Linked DNA regions of Homo sapiens: region 2 is linked to region 1. A link is an interaction called in ENCODE POLR2A ChIA-PET data of the cell type or tissue named here. Cell type or tissue: PC-9. All regions are shown on one strand. Each heading gives the region's core, and the rest is flanking DNA. Links, peaks and the distances in the headings are about the cores only. Region 1 overlaps RAI14 (retinoic acid induced 14). Region 2 holds the start of LOC124900959 (a long non-coding RNA gene).

Region 1 (8,346 bases), core at 241-8,240:
ATGTTGCAGCATGAGAACTGACATGCATACACTTATATTTGATGGAGATGCTGTGAAGTGACTAGATAGAATCTGTAAATAAATTCATATTCCTTGAAGTTCAGTACTTCCTAAGCAGAAAGTAGTATAACTTCACAGAGATAGTGCCCAGAAATCTATCTGAAATTCTTTATGACAATACTCAATCTTTAAGTAGCACTTGTATTTTTAAATAGTTGGATATATTGTAACATCTTTTCCCTTTGCCTATTGAATGCTTCTACCTTAAAACTCACTGTCGATGGATTTATAGGGTATATTCCAGAAAAAAAACAAAATAACAACTTCTCTTTATGGTTTGTGTCAGACCTAAGATTACAAAAAATACTTATGTATATTCTTCTAGTATTTTTCATCATTTGTTTTATATTGTAATGTTTAAATGCTTAATCCACCTGACATAGTTTGTATATGAGTTGGAGACCTAGATTTCCTTTTTCCCAAAGGGGTTGCAATTGTCATGACATAATTATTCTTTCTATCCATTTCTTTATCTAGTCATGTGTTAGTAACAGACATAGGCTCTTAATTTATGTTATATTTTGATACATAGCAAGATTACTAAAGGGTACACTTTCGGTAAAAGTGGAATGGCAGGATATATAATGATTAGTGCACTGGGAATAAGCTGCCTACAGGGCAGTGGGATCTTCTGGTGTCGTGCGGAGACACGCCCTTCCTTTCTCCAGCACCGTCCCTCAGTATACCCGGTACACTTGCCTTGAGCCTTTACACACTTTGTGTTCTGTCCTCTCTCACAGTCACCCAAACAGTGATAGCCAAGGGCATAAGCAGCCGCAAGAAGCTGGAGCTCCTATGTAAAAGCTAGCATTCAGTAAAATTCCATAACAAGAGTTGTGCCAACATACAATCGTGACTCTATAGGGGTACAGAATATCAGGTTGGACCAGATACTAGATCAGCAGTCAGCAGTCCAAGTCAGGAGAAAAATGTGCAAAAAACAGGGGCTGACTTTTGCAATTCTGGCATTTTGTGCCTGAGGTAAAATCTAAATCTGAATTTGTCTCCTAGGATGGGAATATACCGCTGCTTCTTGCTGTACAAAATGGTCACAGTGAGATCTGTCACTTTCTCCTGGATCATGGAGCAGATGTCAATTCCAGGAACAAAAGTGGAAGGTACTCCAGAATTAGGCAGAAATCATGTGACTTCAGTGATACCCACATTCTGAGAGTATTTCAAAATATCACAGCTATATTTTGGATCATTTGTTATAAGGGATTTTTAACTTCTTACCTTTTTAAAGTTCTACTGTTTCTGATAATCAAGAATCTATGTTGACTTTAAAGCAATTTTCCCCAGACATCTGTGGACATCATTGCTGGCTAAGTCTGTGAGGAGACTATTAAATGCTAATGTGAATAAACAATTTCCTGTGACTTTCTATGCAAAATAAAACAAACCTATTGGTTGTTTTGGAGAAATGGTCTTAGAAATATATATGTTATTTAAAATGCTTGAGGTAAAACAAGGATAAGATTCATGCCAGTCATATTAAATCCCATCATATTATGCCAAATAGTATAGAAGATTGTGTTGTTTGACAAAATGTGGTTTAATGTTTTGATTTAATCTGAAGTTTAAAAAAAAAAAAAACCACCTAATTTCATCTTGATTGCATTCCACTTCGAATTCCCTGAAGATTAAGTGTAATAAAGGTTTAACTGCACTTAATCTTCTTTTCTCTTTTTTTAAGACAACTGATTTCCCAAGAAAGACTTTTTACATTCTCTTAGTACTAATTTTGTGTCTCTTTTTTCCTTTAGAACTGCTCTCATGCTGGCCTGTGAGATTGGCAGCTCTAACGCTGTGGAAGCCTTAATTAAAAAGGGTGCAGACCTAAACCTTGTAGATTCTCTTGGATACAATGCCTTACATTATTCCAAACTCTCAGAAAATGCAGGAATTCAAAGCCTTCTATTATCAAAAATCTCTCAGGATGCTGGTATGTAAAAGAAAATAGCCAATGTTGTTTTAAGTTTATCCACTCCATTTTCCCCAAAGGATAAAGGAATGTGTGCAATATGATATATTTTATTATTCTTTTAAACATATTCTTGAAAAAAAAAGGAGTGTTAAAAAATATTGTATATGGTGTATGTGTGTGTATCCCCCCACCCAAAGTGAATATGAATCATTATGCTTCTTATAGTTCTTTTTTTCACTTTTTCCTCTATAGATTTAAAGACCCCAACAAAACCAAAGCAGGTATTTATCTTTGGGGGAGGCTTCTATGTTTCATTTATGCTTGTGGGAATTTAAAAATGTTCAGATTTAACCACTCTGGTCCACTAGTAAAGTAATAAAGACTATATTGAAAATACTTAGGGACTGAAATATCTTTGAATAAATAAGTCATTGTTATAAGGTGTTAAAGGTTGCCAGGCCGGGCCGGTGGCTCACGCCTGTAATCCCAGCACTTTGGGAGGCCGAGGCTGGTGGATCACCTGAGGTCGGGAGTTCAAGACCACCCTGACCAACATGGAGAAACCCCGCCTCTACTAATATTACAATATTAGCCGGGCATGGTGGTGCGTGCCTGTAATCCCAGCTGCTCGGGAGGCTGAGGCAGGAGAATCACTTGAACCCAGGAGGCAGAGGTTGCGGTGAGCTGAGATTGCACGATTGCACTCCATCCTGGGCAACAAGAGTGAAACTCCGTCTCAAAAAAAAAAGGTGGTAAAGCTTTCCTTAATAATTTGCTTTATTTCAAAAGCATGTAACTTTAAACTTGCTACTTATATGTTCATCTTTTTCTGAAATGTACTAACTCATACTTCCTATTGGTGTGAAAATGTTTGATGTGGCTTAAACTCTGTGACTGAATAACACTGTTTTAAATACTTGTAATATCACATGAGCTACAGAGCTTCAGCCAGAAAATGTTAGCTATTTAATGAAAATAAGAGAATTTAGCCTTTTCTTTTAATTAGGGTTTTTCTAGAACGTCATGTGGTGTTACACAAAGTAGAAATTGAGTTTGCCCTGTTATTGTGTAGTTTTTTCTAAAAATATATTGTCACTATCTGTTTTTTTGATGAACAGTATATGTTTGGTTGTTTATTTATTTACACATCTACGTTCTTGAAGAAATCATAAACAGCAAATACTCAATACTAAATTTATGTGCTAACTGTATTACTTACCAGTAACCTTCAAAAATGAAGTTATCCCTTTCCCTCATATTTATAGTCTTTAAAAAAAGGAATGGAAGTAATGCAGACGTGTGGGAAATACCATTGCTTTTCATTAATACAGAAAGCTGGCTGTGATTGTATTCTGGATTCTAAGTTGTAGTAGACCTCAACCTCTACTTTCCCAGTTCTCCACACCAACCTAATCTGGTTTTGTCTCATGTGTTTTTATTTTCTTGCTATTAAAGCATGGGCTGCTAGGAGAATACTTGTGCATGCATATTATTTATTTTTATGTTGGTAGCAGATTTCAGATTTTGATAAAGTAAGAAATGTATGAACTTTTGAGGTTTTTCTCATGTGTTTGATAAAGCTACTTGCCCAGACTTTACTAACCAAACTAACCCACCTCCATTCTTTGGACTGTGATAACTTTCAGCATGACCAAGTCTCTAAAATAAGCTCAGAAAGAAGTGGAACTCCAAAAAAACGCAAAGCTCCACCACCTCCTATCAGTCCTACCCAGGTAAAAACAAAAGCAAACCAACAATCAATAAACGCACCACAAGAAAGCCATAAATTTGTCATTTTGTTTAGGCCAAAAAGGAATGTTTTAGAACTGACCTTTAAGTGCATATTTAAAATTTTCCTTAGCAGTTTTAAATTACAAATTGTGGTAAGAAGGATTGATGATTAGTATGGAAATAATGTTGATTCTTATCTATTTTTAAAAAAACAGTAGAATCGAATAGCCTCTTTTTGAAAAGTCTCAAGGAAATTTCTCAAAATCTTATCACAGAAACTTTCCCTTAAGATAAGTTCAATTTATTTTTAGTTCCTTATGTTAAAAGATCTAGTAAGGACTGGGAGAATGAGTAGCCATTGAGGCAATTAGTTGAAAATGAATTTCAGTTCGTTTCTTAAAACATTGCTGCAATACATTTGCCTTTTTAATTGCTTTTAAGGTTGGCTAATATTAAAAGTAGTTTTCATTTCTGAGCTTTATAGTGACGGTTGCATAGAGGAGGAAGCTCAGTAATCTATGTAATGGCAGGTAAAAACACATCGAAATTTGTTATTTAAAAATTCATAGGCCATAAAGAGAATAATCCATATTTAAATAGTAGAGAGGAATAGCTCATCTCATAAGTATTTTTTAAATGTATGTTAGCATACTTATTAATATTCTTAACCTGCAATAGAAGTTTTATAGATTTTTAAAAAAGTGATTCTAATATAGGAGCACAGTTATATTCTGTAAACTTTCAGAAAGTATTTGAAGTAGCTGAATTGCACTGAAAATATTCTACCCGTGAATTAATTGATGCCAAGGATACTTACTGTTAGATTTCATTGCATTGGTTAAACAGGTTGATTCTTCGGCACTGGAGAAGAGGAGTTTGAAGATACATTCTTTATTAATGATTTTCATTTTGTTTCTTTTTTAGTTGAGTGATGTCTCTTCCCCAAGATCAATAACTTCGACTCCACTATCGGGAAAGGAATCGGTATTTTTTGCTGAACCACCCTTCAAGGTATTTCCTTTCTGTATTCAGTTTTGTTACTGTATTTTAAGATACATGATAGACTTGCTTTAAGTTATATAACACTGGGAAAAACAGAATATACTTCTGAATCATTGGTTCACAACCTTTTCACCATGAAGTACCCCTTGATTATTTTTTCTGGCATGGACCCCATAAAGCAAGAATGTGTACAGCTAGTTTGTATCCATAATAATTTAAAATTTTTAAAAAATCATTGAGTGAATAAATTAAATTTACAAACCAATAATTGATTTTCTTCATTTAAAAAAAAAAGAGACAAGAGGGCTGGGTGCAGTGGCTCACACCTGGAATCCCAGCACTTTGGGAGGCCAAGGTGGGCAGATCACCTGAGGTCAGGAGTTCAAGACCAGCTTGGCCAACAAGGCGAAACCCTATCTCTACTAAAAATACAAAAACTAGGCCGGGGTTGGTGGCTCACGCCTGTAATCCCAGCACTTTGGGAGGCTGAGGCAGGTGGATCACGAGGTCAAGAGATCGAGACCATCCTGGCCAACATGGTGAAACTCCGTCTCTACTAAAAGTACAAAAATTAGCTGGGCATGATGGTGCGCACCTTTAATCCCAGCTACTTAGGCGGCTGAGGCAGGAGAATCACTTACACCCAAGAGGCAGAGATTGCAGTGAGCCGAGATCGCGCCACTGCACTCTAGCTTGGCAACAGGGCGAGACTCCGTCTCAAAAAAAAAAAAAGAAAAGAAAAAAATACAAAAATTAGTTGGGCCTGGTGGCAGGCACCTGTAGTCCCAGCTACTCAGGAGGCTGAGGCAGGAGAATTACTTGAACCCAGGAGGCAGAGGTTGCAGTGAGCCAAGATCGGGCCACTGCACTCCAGCATGGGCGACAGAGCGAGTGTCTTGTGGTGGGGAGCAGGGACAAAGTTTACTTATATGGAATCTAAAAAAGTTGAACCCATAGAAGCAGAGAGTAGAATGATAATTGGGGGAGTGGTGGGAGGTATTGGGGAGATGTTGGCTAGACGGTACAACATTTCATCCAGATAAAAGGAATAAGTTCAAGAGATCCATGGTACAACATGGTGACTATAGTTAATAACAATGCATTGGATTCTGAAAATCACTCAGGGAGCAGATTTTAAGTGTTTTCATCACAAAAAATGATAAGTGTGTGAGATTAATTAGCTCCATGGCCTTTTCACATTATGTACGTATTTGCAGACATCATGATGTACATGGTAAATACATACAACTTTTATTTGTCAACTAAAAAATAAATTAATTTTTTCAAAAATAAGGTGTGGAAGTTACCAGCTTCTACCTGTTATTCTCCTCATTCTTTCCTGAATGCAGAATATTGAGGAAATGCCAAAAATTATATTTCAGGAACTTCTCTATTTATAATGAAATATTCTAGATTGGATCCTGGGACAGAAAAAGGCCATTATTCGAAAAACTGGCGCAATTTGAATAAAGTTGTAATTTAGATAGTAGTAATTTACCAATTGACAAATGTATAATGGCTACATCTGTTGTAAACATTAGAAGAAATAAGTGAAGGTTTCTATCTTGCAACTTTTTTATAAATCTTAAATTGCTCCAAATACAAAGTGCTAAAGTTTTTTTAAAAAGAGACAAAGATAAGAACTTACTAGATAAGCAGTCTTCTTACCCAATTAAGTTTATATTAATTCCAATCAAAGAGACAGAAACTTGTGTTATTCTCTGTTGTCTTACTGAGAATTGTATAGTTAATTTTTTTCCTGACTATAAAAGTAATATGTATTTATTTTACAAATGTTAGAAAATCCATTAGGTTTTATCCACCTGGTTCTGTAGATTTGTGGTTGCAAAACATTTTAAGGAAGTGGGAGGATATTTCCATTTAATATCTGTTTAATATACTGAGAAATTGTACTCAAGGGGGAAATAAAATTTATAATTGTTAACATGAAATTTCGATATTTTATATTTACTTACTTTCCCTTATTTAGAATTATTAAAGATGTTTTTTTTTAACTTGGATACACATTAATCTGAAACAGATTCTATCAACCTATCATTTCCCTCACTTTAGACTTTACTAATAAACTCTTCAGATGAATTTCTATGTAAGACAAGGCAACTATACTCTTATAGTTAGTACGATAATATCTTCTGATATGACTGTGCCTCAAAGAAGCAGTGCAATCCGAAGAATATCACAAATTATGATTTTTCAGAGGTAGAGTATAAGACTGTCATTTCTGAAAAAACAACAACAAAAAAAAACAAGATAAAAAGTGACATTTATTCCTACGTTAGCTTAGGGAGGAGACAAAAGTGATATCTAGGCCAGGCTCGGTGGCTCACAGCTCATGCCTGTAATCCCAGCACTTCGGGAGGCCAAAGCGGGTGGATCATGAGGTCAGGAGATCGAGACCGTCCTGGCTAACACAGTGAAACCCCGTCTCTACTAAAAATACAAAAAATTAGTCAGGTGTGGTGGCGGGCACCTGTAGTCCCAGCTACTGGGAAGGCTGAGGCAGGAGAATCGCTTGAACCTGGGAGGCAGAGGTTGCAGTGAACCAACATTGTGCCACTGCACTCCAGTCTGGGCGACAGACACTCCATCTCAAAAAAAAAAAAAAAAAGAAAAAGTGATATCTATTTAAAATGGCTAAAGTTTAAAAAGACTGATACTACCAAGTGAGGATTGAGGATGTTGCAGAACTAGAACTCCATTTCCTGCTGGTGGGAATCTAAAATGGTATAACTATTACCAGTTTGGAAAGCTGGAAGTTTCATTAAAGTTAAATATAAACCTAATATATGATCCAGCCATCCACTCATAGGTGTTTACCAAAATAAATGAAATTGTATGTTTAGACACAATCTTGTATGCAAATGTTTGTAGCAGCTTCATTCACAACCTCCCCAAATTGGAAGCAAACCAAATGTCCATGAACAAGTGAATAAAGATAATGAGATATACCCATATAATGAAATATTATCTGCCAATAAAGAGGAATGAACTGTAGTGCAAGTAACAACATAGTTGAATCTGAAAAGTCATCATGCTGAGAGAAGCCAGCCACCAAAAAATTCATATGGGATGACATTCCATTTATAGGAATTCTAAGAAATGTGAAAAAAAGAGTTGTGGTTGCCTAGGAATGATGCGGGCAAGGACTGGTTGTAATGAAGCATGAAGAAGCTTTTAGGCATAATGAACAGATTCTCTATCTTGACTATAGTGTTGGTTCCATAGGTATACATCTGTCAAAAACTCTTCAAATTGTAAACTTGGCTGGATGCAGTTTATTATACGTTATATAGTGGAAAATATAAAAACAAGTAAATTTGTTATAAAAGTGAAAGGACTGCTTTTTGTAAAGATAAGCACTTAACTAAAAATAAGCTACTTTATTATTTAGCATTTGGGCTTTTACAAAGGTATCTCTGCTGAAAAATTCTCTTATCATTGACTGGCTCATTCGGATGCCACATTGTAATTTTTAGCAAGTCACTGTAATGTTTTGAAATGAGATTGTGGCTTTGAAGTTCCAAGAATTTTTATGGTATATTAACAGATATTCAGGGACAAAGCATTAGAGAAAATCTTTAGGGAATCTATTGCCAATCTGAGAC
Region 2 (8,346 bases), core at 232-8,231, 57 kb after region 1:
TTGGCCCCAGGCTTGGTTCTCAGGGCCAGGGAAGCATGGGCTTCTCAGAAGAACAAGGGCTGGAATTGATTCTGTTTTAACCCTGACTTTCCTCCAGATCCACCTAAGAGCCCTTGATCAAACCTTAAATGACCAGGCCAGAGAACACTGACTCAGGTGGGCGAATGTGCTGTGTCATTGGCTGTGCAGACAGCACTTCCCCCTCCCCCTCTTATCTCTGTTGGTGCTGTAAAAAAGAAGCAAAATGTGAGTCTACTCCAAGGAAAAAAGATACAGGGACAACCGAACTTAAATCTTCAGCAAAAACAAAAGGCCTTTTTAAATGAAAAATCATGGTATTTTAGGGTAATGCTGTCATTTGTACTTTAAACTAGTCTAGCTGATTATATTTCCAAACCTAAGGTTAAACTAACAAAAGGGTGTTTCACTTGGAGGTAACTAACTTGACAAATGCCCGGGGGAAAACAAAACAAAACATAGGAAGGAATGGTGAGTCTATTATATTAGGGTACTTTTATGTATCATGTACTTGAAGCTGCTAAATTCACCTTTTCTCTCTCCGAAGGAGAATGCTGCCTGTGGCTTCAGGTATCTCCCACAGTGACAAACATCAAAATACTGGATATCCTGTATCATAGAAAAGGTGCAATGCAATCTAACAGTATACATGAAAACAGACTCTGAAGAAAAGGCATTGCAAACAATCTGACAGTCCACAATTATAAACATCACACAGTGGAGAGATGTCAGAGAATGCTGCTGTGAAGGCAGGGAGTCCACTGCTTACAGAGAAAGCCAGTCTGGTTTTTGTGTTCAAGACTTTCTCAAAGCAGTGGTCAGATCAGAATGAATAAAACAATAAATAGCAGTGTTTCCCAAAAGCACCAAAAGATAAGAGTTAAAATGTATGGAATGCTTTTTCTACGTTCCCTAGAGGATATATCGATTCATTTAATCTGTACAATAGCTCTATGAAGTAGGTACCATTATTATTTTATCTCATTTTAAGGATGAGAAAACTGACGCACAGAGTTATAGCTAACTCAGCTGACATTGTATAGCTAAGAAATAGTAAAGCAGGGATTTGAACTCCACATCTGACCCTACAGCCTGTATTCATAACAACTCTGCTCTGTGTCTTGGCTCCAAAGTCTTCTCTGATAACCCCTCAGCTCTTTGAAACACCTCACAGTATTTGGCCTATGAAATATTAAGCACAGGTGGTTCTTTTGTGGCTGGTGGGTGTGGACTCAATGTTTTTCTCTTTCTCTTTTCTAAGTGTTACTCCTTCCATTTTAGCACAAATAATATAAAATCTAACACTTTTTTAGTGCTTACTATATGCTGGGTGGTGTTCTAACCACTTTACATATATTAACCATTAATTTATTTAATATTTACAACAACTTTTTATAACAAATACTATTCTTATTATCCCTGATTTACATTTACAAGACTGCCTTCAAGACTGGAGTTCAGTCCAGTGAGACTGAGCTAAGGTTATGACTTTATTTTTGCTATGAAATCTAATAAAAATTATACTAGCCAACATTTATTGAGAACTTACCACGTGATGAGCACCGTGCCCTGTGCTTTGCATATACCATCTCACTTAATCCTTCCCAAACCCTAATCAGTGGGAATTATATATTCCTTCTACGAATGAAGGTGAAATTACTTGCACAAGACTCATAGCTAGGAAGTGGCAGAGCTGGGACTCAAACTCACCTCTCATCTAAATCCACAGTGAACACTGTCATTGGGTGCTTACCTTGTCATGATTTTCTTTATTCCAGGCTCATTCTGTCTGTGTTTCTTTGTTCACTGAAGTCAGCCCCAAAACTGCAGAAATGAGTGCGTTACTGGCCAAAGCTTATGCCATGTCTGGAGAGGCCCAGCACAGGGGTAGGTAAAAGAGGTAGCCTTGAAGTTATTTCCCAGTCACATGAGGGAAGCACATTGGCAAACAGCCTATCTAAGATTCTAATTAGCTATTTATTCCTGTAATGGAAAAATTAGGTGGGTCACAGTCTCATACAAAATCAATTACACATTAATTTAAACCTGATAATATACCCCCACATTCGTTGGAATGTCAGTAACAAATAAATCATCTGATTTCTACATCCTCTATTTATTTTGAATCTCAGTGAGATTCACCTTCTTAACTAATAGATATCACACATACTGTGAATGTGGCCTGTGCAGTATCGGTTGATAAGGACATCCAGTGATAAATGGGTAGAGCTTTACCTCCTCCACTTTCAGTCTCCTTGACTCTTTTCCTCTGGCTGACAAGAGAGAATGTTTGTTAGCAGAATTTTCTTGACCCATATTCAATAGTTAGATACTGGGGGTTGCAGAGAAAGCCAACTGATTAATTTATGCTTCAACAATAGTTCTTTGTCTGGCAAGGTCATCTTTTTGAAAGTGGGTGGCTTTGGGAGAGACACAAATGAACCAATGAGGGAGGACAATGTATCATTCTGTGCTGGCTTGATCAGATTAATGGACACTGATGGATTCAGTGGCCTGTCAGGAGGAATTTAGGCTTCATGAAGAATATAATTTGATCATTTTAAAACTGTCTATTTTCTTTGCTTATAAAAGTAACCTTTTTGTGTATGTTATTTTCCAGTTAGAGAGAGGGACAGAATTATAGAGAAAGCTTTCCATCCTACTTTTTTCAATGCTTGTATTCCCCATGTCATTAAATAAACATTTTTTTTCAGTTTGCAAAAGTTTTGATCTTTTAATTATTTTTTAAGCATAAACATCCATTGAAGACTTCCTGATTCTTTGTTTTTCAGCTAATCCTCTTTCTCCTTTTAAGATTTCCTCGTCTATATTCACAGTATATATTCTCCATACAACTTGAGCTTTTTAAGAGTAGTCTTTGTGGTTACAAGAAATTTAGTCTGTAAATATGTACAAATTTTAGCTTTTTTTTAAGTGAGAAAAAACAAGCGTTTATGTTTATAGAGTTGAGAGATTTCAAGGCCACCTCATTATTTTCTTATATACTAATTTTTAACTTTAAAAATATAGATTTTTATATTATATCATTCACTAAATTCCAGGTGGATTAACATTTTATGCACCAAAACTAAAAAAGTAAATTAATGAGAAGAAAATACAGTACTGGAAAACAAATACTAAAATTAAAAATTGGAGGAAAGAATTTTTCTAAGCACACAAAGACATACCATAAAAGAAGAGTTTGATAGATTTCATTACAAAAAGGTCTAAAGTTTCTATCTGTCACAAAGTACCATAAATAAAAGTGAAAACAGTGTAGTCAAGATGAACAGATAACCTGAATAGACCCATAACTATTTCTTTTTAATAAATTTGTAGTTTATCTTTTAAGAAAGAAATCTCCAGGCCCAGATGATTTCACCGGGGAATTCTGTCTAGCATCTAAAGAAGGAATAGCACCAATTCTACATAATCTGTCTCAGAAAACAGAAGAGGAGAAAACACTTTCTATGAGGCCAGTATTACCCTGATATCAAAACTGGGCAAAGACATTACAAGAAAAAAGATGACTACAGTTCAAGACCTTTCATGTGTGTAGATGAAAAAAGCAACAAAATATATAGCAATATATAAATAACATACCATGATCAAGTGAGATCCAGTGTGTTTAGGGTGGTATGGTCACAGACCTCCGTGATCAAGTGAAGTTTTTTCTTAAGGATGTCACACTGGTTTAATATTCAAATCTCAGTCAGTTTACCTCTACCATATTAACAGTCCAGTCATGGAAAGCTCATGATTTTATCAGTTGTTGCAGAAAAAGCATGTGACAATATTCGACATCCATTCATGATGGAAGGAACTTCTTTAATCTGATAAAAGGCATATACCAAAAACCCTGCAGCTGATTTCATGCTTAGTGGTGAAAGACTGAGTACCCCTTAAGATCAAGAACAAGGCAAGGATGTTCACTCTCACTGCTCCTATTCAGCAGAGTACTAGAAGTCCAGCAAATGCAAGAAGGCAAGAAAAATAAAATGGTCCCTATTTGCAGTCAAAATGATTGTCTCTGTAGAAAATGACAAATAATCTACAAAAATCCTAGAACTAATATGTTTAAGTGTAGCAAGGTCACAGGATACAAGGTCAATGCACAAAACTTAATTGTAGTTCTATATAGTAGCAATGAACAACTGGAAACAAAAATTTAAAAAAAATCACAATAGCCCCATCCCTGCAAATGAAATATTTAGGTATAAATCTATCAAAATATGTACAGTATTTATGTGCTGAAAACTACAAAACTGATGAAAGAAATTAAATATGACCTAAATAAATACACATACTATGTATGGATTGGAAGACAATATAGTAAAGATATCAGTCTTCCAAGATTGATCTGCAGATTTAACATAATTATAATCAAAATCCCAACAGAAGCATTTGTAAATATAGACAAGCTGACTAACATTTGTGTGAAAAAGCAAAGAAATTAGGATAGCTAAAATGGTTTTGGAAAAGCATACAGTTGGAGGAATCATAGTACTTGATTTTAAGATTTACTATAAAGCAGTAATCAAGAGAATGTGGTATATTGGTGGAGGGACAGATACTAATAACATATCTCTCTATAATCAGACACCAATAATATCTCTAACAGAGATAGAGTTATTGGAACACAATGTAGTACAGAAATAGACCTGTATAATTATGGCCAATTAATTTTTGATAAATGTGCAGAAGTAATTCAATATGGAAAGGATAGTCTTTAAAACAAATGATACTGCAACAACTGGATACCACATGCCAAAAAAAAATTGGACTCTTACTCATGCCATACACAGACATTAATAATGGACATTGTCCTAACTGTAAGAGCTAAAATTTATATTTACATAGAAAAAAATAGGCTTTAAAAAAGTACCAAGGCCTGGATACAAACTAAATACAGAGGCCAAGGTGAGAAGATCACTTGAAGCCAGGAATTTTATACTGGCTTGGGCAACATAGTGAGACCCCATCTCTACCACAAAAAAAAAAAAAAAGAAGAAGAAGCTGGGTGTGGTAGCATGTGCCTATAGTCCTAGCTACTCAGGAGGCTGAAATAGGAGGATTGCTTGAGTTAAGGGTTCCAGTCTACAGAGAGCTATAAGCGTGCCACTGCACTCTAGCCTGGGTAACACAGTAAGACCCTGTCTCTAAAAATAATAAGACCAAAATTCATGTGGAAAATAAGTTTAAATCATACTAGTAATTACAAAAATAAAAGCAAAGTTACTCTTTTTGTCTAACAAATTGTCAAAATTTTAAAAAATGATAACACCAGGATTGATGAGATTTGATAAAAACTCTGGAGAGCAATTTGGCAGGATGTCACACATTTTAAAATGGTATGTATCTTTAAAAATGCAAGATCAAAATTTCACCCATCCTATGTGAAAATTTTAAAAATTTAAAAATATATAGCAGTTGGCAAATTCATAACTAGTAGGAGTGAGTGTAAATTGATATTAAATTTGGAGTCTAATTTGATAATATCTAGTAAAATTTAAAAGGAAACATGAATAAAGATGTTCACTGTGTCACTGATTATAATTGTAAAAAATAACCCAAATATATATATCAATAAGTAAAAGGAAACTTTGGTGTATTCACTACATGGAATTTTGTAGCTGTTAAAAGAACCGGACTTGGGCTGGGCGGAGTGGCTCACGCCTGTAATCCCAGCACTTTGAGAGGCCGAGGCAGGTATTTTGCCTGAGGTCAGGAGTTTGAGACCAGCCTGGCCAACATGGTGAAACCGCGTTTCTACTAAAAATACAAAAATTAGCCGGGCTTGGTGGCATGCGCCTGTAATCCCAGCTACTCAGGAGGCTGAGACAGGAGACTTGCTTGAGCCCAGGAGGCGGAAGTTGCAATGAGCCGAGATCGCGCCATTGCACTCCAGCTTGGGTGACAGAGGGAGACTCCGTCTCAAGAAAAGAAAAGAAAAAAAAAAAAGGACCGGACTATATCTGTAGATATCAAGGTTAATTTTTTAAAAGTATTAAGGAAAAACAGTTGCATTTTTAGGACATACAAAATAATACTATTGTTTATAGTTACATTTAGGTAAACATTAAACTACAAAGTAAGATTTCATTAAAATGTAAACAGAATATGACTTTGTGAAGAGATCTGTAAATCATATCCACACATACATGCAGTCACACAAACTGTATAAAATGGTCATAACTATTTGATAGTGCTGGAAGTAGATAAAAAGAACAAATTGCAAAGCATTTATTTTGAAAAAACTGCTGGAGCTTTGAGTAAAGAGAAAATCAGTGGCCCTCCTGCCTGGGGCTGCTTCCATCCAGTGCCCCAGGTCGGTCCATGAGAATTGCAATGTTATCACCACGGGCCGCACAGGAGAACCGGCAGCTTTGCTGGCATTGGAGGCAGACTTAATATGATGAAAGGGATAAAAACACACAGGTTTATCAGATAAAGGGGGCAAACTCTGGAGGAAATGAAAAGAGGATCGCCTGCATGTTGACACTAGCCTGAAGTTGCTGTTCTGGTTGGTGTGAGTGGCATCAGAAATTTTAATGGGGAGACCACAGAAGGGCTAAATGAGCTCTCCCCACATCCCTGGATACCCACAAAACTACATACATGTGTAGGGGATACTTGAAAGCCTAATAAAGAGTAACAACCAAAGAAGACTTGAAATGTGTGAGAGCTTGGAATGCATTTTTGTCTACATACAGAGCAGTTGACAGGATGGGCGACGTATAGGCTGAAGGTATTTAAGCACAACCTCTGCCCAAATCAGTAGGTCAACACTAAGCTATGCAGACACAGGAGTGAACCCCAGAAATCCAGATTAAAAATAATAAGCACTAAAATCTGAGCAGAAACTTCTGGTTTCTGGTCTGGTATATAAGGAGTTTGGAAGTCATCACTTTATCCAAACAACAAGTAAAAAGCAAAATGAAATATTAACTCCTCTTAGATCTGTCACAGAGAACTAAGGTCACATGGCAAACCAGTGCCCCACAAATTGGAGAGACAGCAAAATAAAGAGAATCACAATGTACCAAAGTAGAAATCTATCTCCACAGGAACCAGTACCACAGACTTGACGTAAAGAAATATTAAAAGAAGTTCTTCAGAGAAAAGGAAAATGATACAGAAATTCATAGGCACATAAGGAAAGGAAGCTCACTGGAGAAGAAATGTGATCATAAAATAAAAAACTCATTTTTCCTATTCTTAATCTAACAAATAACAGTTTGTTCAAATTAGGAGCAGAAGGCAGGGATTAGGATTATTTTGTTATTATAAGGTACTATATAGTGTTATTTGTAAGTGAACTTGGAATGATTGTAAATGTATATTGAAAACTCCAGGGCAACTACTAAAAAGAGTTTTTTAAAAAAGTGTAACTGATATGCTAAAAAGAGAAACTGGAATATATGAAATGCTCAATTTAACAACAAAAGGAGCTGGGTGCAGTGGCTCATGCCTGTAACTCCAGCTACTCAGGAGGCAGAGGTGGGGGGTTTGCTTGAGCCCAGGAGTTTGAGGCTGCTGTGAGTTATGATCACACCATTGTACTCCAGCCTACGAGACAGAATGAAATCTTGTCTCTAAAAAAAAAATAAATAAATAAAATTTAAAAAGCAAAACCACAAAAGGTAGGAAAAGAGTGAAAGACAAAAATATGAACAAAGAAAAAGGACCAACAAATAGAAAAGTAACAATATGGTAAATGTTAATCCAACTATATTAACAATTATTTTAAACATCAGTGGTCTAAATAAGCCAATGTAAAGAAAGATTTTCAGAGTGATCAAAAAACAACGCCCAACCATATGTTGTCTACAATAAATCCACTTTAAATATAAAGACACATAGATTAAAAGGAAATGGATGGAGACAAATACACTATACTAACATTAATCAAAAGAATGCAAGAGTAGCCGTACTAGTTTCAGCCAGAACAAACTTAGTGCAAGGAAAGTTATCAGGGACAAAGAGGGGCATTACATATGATAAAGGGGTCAGTTCTCCAATAAGACATACAATCCTTAATGTGTACGTGCCTAACAAGAGTTTCAAAATATTTGAGGCAAAAACTGATGGAACTGTAAGAAGAAATAGATGAATTCACTATCATAGTTGTACTCTTCAACACCCCTTGTATTAGTCAGGGTTCTCTAGAGGGACATAACTAATAGGATAGATACATATATATAAAGGGGAGTTTATTAAGGAATATTAAACTCACAGGATCACAAAGTCCCGCAATAGGCCATCTTCAAGCTGAGGAGCAAGGAAGCCAGTCCAAGTCCCAAAGTCTGATGTTTGGGGGTAGGAAGC

The links. Peaks named below come from ENCODE experiments on the same cell type or tissue, not always from the same donor. Only the 100,000 strongest peaks of a DNase experiment are listed, where the experiment ranks them.
Region 2: POLR2A ChIA-PET joins it to region 1 with 20 read pairs; 2 of 35 experiments call an interaction of 5 or more read pairs at or near these places.

Annotation. Positions count from the first base shown.
Region 1 is chr5:34,809,941-34,818,286 of GRCh38, forward strand. It overlaps RAI14 (retinoic acid induced 14), which reads left to right. Exons shown (of 18, transcript NM_015577.3): 8 at 1,072-1,178; 9 at 1,827-2,005; 10 at 2,240-2,268; 11 at 3,634-3,720; 12 at 4,643-4,729. Among named protein-coding and RNA genes, the nearest start is that of TTC23L, 25 kb to the right of the region's middle. RefSeq lists a silencer at 7,710-7,910. In PC-9, for the core only: no CTCF peak of the experiment used is centred there; no DNase peak of the experiment used is centred there.
Region 2 is chr5:34,867,109-34,875,454 of GRCh38, forward strand. TTC23L (tetratricopeptide repeat domain 23 like) reads left to right here. Exons shown (of 11, transcript NM_144725.4): 8 at 1,797-1,905. It overlaps LOC124900959 (a long non-coding RNA gene), which reads right to left and starts at 2,352. Exons shown (of 2, transcript XR_007058729.1): 1 at 1,772-2,352. RefSeq lists an enhancer at 1-679. In PC-9, for the core only: no CTCF peak of the experiment used is centred there; no DNase peak of the experiment used is centred there.